Regions from separate parts of the Homo sapiens genome. Here region 2 is linked to region 1. Evidence: read pairs that join two places in POLR2A ChIA-PET (ENCODE). Cell type or tissue: MCF 10A. All regions are shown on one strand.

Region 1 (2,500 bases):
TGATTAATCATTTTAATAAAACATTTTATAAACATTTTCAGCCCATACCTGCAAAGTAGTTTGATCTACTCTGATGCCCAAAGTTATTTTAATAGAATGCCATTAATAGTATGTAGCAATACACTTAAAAGGTTATGATTTTGTCTGACAGTGTGGTCTGTACTCTAAAATTGAGCTTCAGTGCTCAATGAGCTGATAAAAAGTACAGCTCCTCACAGTATTAAACACAAACATGATGAATGGAATGGGTTTCATCATTATTGTTCTTTCATGCAAATCCAAAACACAAAAACAATCTGATGATGTTGTAACTATTTACAGTACATTAACCATCAGGTTAAGTTTTAGCGATCAGAGAGGTTATAGAAAGAAGAAAAAAGTTTTTTATTTCTTGGAATTTTTAGTATCTACTGATTATAACATAACTAGTAAAGCTTAGAAAATCCATTTTGTAAGCTGTAATGTTATTACGTGTACTAATAAAAAATAAATAGCATGAAAAATGCTTTCTGGAAGGCCATCAGCTTTTATAGATAACTTTAGGATACTCACATTTTGAGGGGGTTGGGGGAAGGGAGAGGAGCGCTGAGAAACCTGGTGGGAGGTTTGAAAGTATTATAGAAATGACAACTTCAATACATGGCAGAAGGTCATTTCAATGGCATGGGCATCTAATTCTCAGTTTTAAATTACCTGTTGGATTGTGATGTAAACTCCATTTATCTCACAAGACTTTAGGTAAAATCTACTATAAACATGAAGGTTTTGTGTGACTGTTTCTTCCCAGGTAGAAATCAGAAGGAGGGACTAAATTTCATGGCTCCTAATTTTAGATAATCTAGTAGAGGTGGCTTTACTGTGGCTTTGATTACCTTTGGGTCTAACTTGCCCTCCACAAAAATTTACATGGTGGTTGATAGAGATCAGTATTATATACATGTGTATGTGTATGTGTATGTGTATGTGTATGTGTGTGTGTGTGTGTGTGTGTGTGTGTATATATATATATATACACACATAAATTTCAAAATAAACCCTGCAGTAATACTTTTTAAAAAATTTATTGTGTGATTGTGCGGTCTCTATGCTCTATAAGAAGCTAGTCCAGACATCTCCCATTTAGCTTTTAGGACCAAGTTTGATAATAAATATGAGTGTCCATAAATCAGTGTGTGCCAAATAGATTATACAACTTAGAATTGACTCTGATATAAGTTCAAATAAAAACAAAGAAGGTTTTTTTTTCCAATTACAATTTGTGAGAACTAAAAGTATATTCTCCTCATAGGTCTTTTAAGGACGCTGACGCAGCTGCCTCACTCAGTGAACAATAATGAGTAATTTGAACATATTTAGCAAACTCCTCTGTTTATATAACTGTAGATTCCAGAAAGCACACTGTGATAGGGAGCCAAAAACCACAGGATTCCCCCATCACTGTTCCCTCCTCTCCTGGCAAAGCCACCCTTCCTCTTAGATTAATGCAAAGGTAACAATAATAAAGCTGAGATTTTGATCTCTAGTTTGATCCCTAGCTGAGTCCACTTCTGAGCTGGTTCAGAACCTAGAGGAAGCTGAAGCATTCTTTAACTGAGGCTCTATCCCCTAAACACCTAAACTATTCACTGCACGTGGATAACAATCTTTTAAAATATAGCAAAGACATTTCCTTCATTAGGTTTCCCTACCCCTTCACTATTCTCCTTTTTGAGGTCAAGGTTCCTGCTCTGTTGTTCCTTTCTAGTGGAGCACTGATCACAGTGTATTGAAACGATCTGTTCTCTCACTAGATGGTCAGCCCTAAGCAATGCATTTTTGAATCTTGAGTCCTTAGCACAGTGCCAGCCACCTAGTAGATGCTTCATAAATGTCTGTGTGAAGTGGAAATAATTTTATGCTAAATTCAGTATTCTTTCTCATTGGTCCAATCATCTTATAAGATGTTCTTTTTTTGGTTGGTAGTTTCCATTTGATTTCAGTCTTCCTGTGACAGTAAAAAAAGTACACCACTTTACAGCTAAATTACAAAATTTAATCATACTATGTATTTCATACTATACTGAAGTAACAATTCTAGCTTATTGTATACAGAAGAAAAACAACAGAATTGAACATAACATTATAATTTTTAAACAGGCACATTACCAGAACTAAGTTTTTTTTGTAAGTTTATACTCAAACTATTTCTTCATTCAGCTAATCTCTGTTACTGGGTGTTATGACCAAATGTTCCCCAAATGAACCCCCAACCAAATTCATATGTTGACATCTTAATCCTTAATGTGATGGTATTGGGAGGTGAGATCTTTGAGAAGTAATTGCGTCAAGGGATGGAGCCCTCATGGATGGGGTTAATGCTGTTATAAGGTGATGAAGGGACCAGAGCTTTCTCTCTCAGCATGTGAGGGTATAAGGAGAAAATGGCTGTCTGGAAACTGGGAAGTGAGACCTCACCAGACTTGGACTTCCCAGTCTTTAGAACTGTGAGAAATAAATCTTT
Region 2 (2,500 bases), 52 kb before region 1:
AGCTGGGATTAGGGAGGATATAAAAATTTTAGAATATGTTATCTTTGAATACAGGTAGATGTTTAAAAACCATTGCTTTTTAAAATCGCCTTTTCTGTGCTATATTTACCATTTAAATTGACTAATACCCAATAATCATTAACTCCAGAATAGAGTTCTTGACATCTAACACATTTCTATATTTTACTCTCCTTTCCTGCTTTGCCCTTACAATTCTAAATTTTGGCTCCCTTTTCAGGGTTGGACATCACTATTAATTCAATGGCCTGGGCAAATGATGACAAGCCAAATCAGGCAGATTTTTCAGGGGCAGAATATTAGTTCTCACCATCTAAACTGAAAATGCTTATTTTACTAGACAGGTTATACTGGTTTGACTGTCTCTGAAGCATTCGGAGCTCACTTCTCCTCTCTCTGGGTTATAACATCTCTTTCCTGATTACAGGTTCCTTAAGAATTGACTGGAAATCAAGTTAGGTTTATATATGAAACCTCATCCTGGTTTTCTCACAAGATACTGGGTGCTACTGGGAGCTCAGTTTTGAACAGTTGGAAGCCATTTTGAATATTACCTCTGTCAGGGAGTAAATATGTGGAAGAACACTGCTGAGGAAATAATTGCCTTAATTTTTTGTTTTTATTTTGTCTTTTTTACTTCCCTCTTTTCAATCACCACGCTTTTCTTTCAAACTGACCTATCTAAAGTCCCTCTTATGAATGTAAAGTACAAATCCATGATATTTTTTATGCACAGTTGTCTTAGAAGATATATTTTAAATACTACATTAAAGATACCTTTCAATTTTTATCTACTTATGGCTAAATGAATAAGAAAACCCATTGGTTTTAATGTAGTAAAATACAATTATAAATCAGTGAAATACAGGACTTGATTATGCTCCTAGATACTGCCTGGACTGTAAGGATGCTTATGATTGGGGTATTAGGCTCATTCCTAGCAGTATGCTGAGTATCTACATGTTTACTTCAGCGACTTGAAATTTTAAGATTTTCCCTCCACAATATGATAGGTGAGAACCATGTCCCATTTTAGTGTGCAGATCCAAAGGAAAAGAGGAAGAGACCGGGCGTGGTGGCTCACACCTATAATCCTAGCACTTTGGGAGGCTGAAGCGGGCAGATCACCTGAGGTCGGGAGTTCAAGACCAGCCTGACCAACATGGAGAAACCCTGTCTCTACTAAAAATACAAAATTAGCCAGGCGTGGTGGAGCATGCCTGTAATCCCAGCTACTCAGGAGGCTGAGACAGGAGAATCGCTTGAACCCAGGAGGCGGCGGTTGCAGTGAGCCGAGATCACACCACTGCACTCCAGCCTGGGCAACAAGAGTGAAGCTCCATCTCAAAAAAAAAAAAAAAGAAAAGAAAAGAGGAAGAAACCCTTCTAATAAAAAGTCATTTAGACATAAATCATGAGAGTTCAGGGTACTTACTTGTCATCTGTCTTTCCTCCTAGACAATATATCATCCCTTTATGTGAAATCACATTATGGCCATAGACTTTGATAGGGAGTTTTTTTACTTCGTTCCATTTTGCAGCCCTAAAATTAAACGAGACAGAATTTATATACCTTCAGTAAATTCCAGGTTCTGAAAATATGAATATGTTGTAGGCACGCATATACTTGAATGCTTAGGGAACAGGAATATCATGCCAACTTACACAGGATCATAGCATAATACTGAATCCAGCGAAGCCTCTGTTTGAAGGTCTTTGCCTGCAACTACATAGATTTTATCATCCACCTCTCCCAGACCGAAGAGACACCTGGCTGAAGGCAGAGGTGGAAGTCCAACCCATTCAGATGCTATGCTATCGAGCTGAAAAAAACATATATGAGAGATTGTGGAGCCTGTTAGAAAAAAATTAGAAGTACACCAAAAAAAGTTATACTTTATATGTTGTTTAGAAGTCATCGAGATAGTCAAATATCTCACAAGTAAATAAAACTACAACCCCAAAGTATCACATTGTAGCTCATAATTACCAAGAAGAATGAGTAAATCTACTTGGCCTACCAGATAAAGATATCAAAATCTTCAAGGCTTCAAGAAAAGAAAAAATAAAATAGAATCACCAGAGGTTAATTACAACTGTGAGGTTTCTTGTCAAATTTTCTCCCATATTGCCTTGTTCAGCTTTGAAACAGGAGATCCTCATACTTTTAGGACACTGGGGAAAGAAAGGTTGTCATAACAAGGAGGGTCACAGAATGTGAATGACCCCTGCGTGCTATATTTAACATGCTCCCCATGCCGGCAGCTGGGACAGCTGGACCTGTCACTCAGTCCACAAACAACTGGGATGTTGGGCAATATCTTTTTTTCTTTCTTTAAAAACATTTTAGGTTCTCTGTGTTTTGCTTTATTATTCCTGATACAGGCAGGCGTTAAAGTGAATTTCCTAGTGTGTTGTTGGGAGTCCCTTGAAATACTCTTCTCTTTTTTAAAAAATTTATATTAATAAGTAACTGCTCATT

What was found. Peaks named below come from ENCODE experiments on the same cell type or tissue, not always from the same donor. Only the 100,000 strongest peaks of a DNase experiment are listed, where the experiment ranks them.
Region 2: POLR2A ChIA-PET joins it to region 1 with 5 read pairs; 2 of 35 experiments call an interaction of 5 or more read pairs at or near these places.

Annotation. Positions count from the first base shown.
Region 1 is chr2:169,462,377-169,464,876 of GRCh38, reverse strand. No RefSeq gene overlaps it. Among named protein-coding and RNA genes, the nearest start is that of BBS5, 16 kb to the left of the region's middle. In MCF 10A, no CTCF peak of the experiment used is centred here; a DNase peak (open chromatin) is centred at 1,386.
Region 2 is chr2:169,513,915-169,516,414 of GRCh38, reverse strand. It overlaps KLHL41 (kelch like family member 41), which reads right to left. Exons shown (of 6, transcript NM_006063.3): 2 at 1,684-1,841; 3 at 1,454-1,561. Among named protein-coding and RNA genes, the nearest start is that of KLHL41, 5.5 kb to the right of the region's middle. In MCF 10A, no CTCF peak of the experiment used is centred here; no DNase peak of the experiment used is centred here.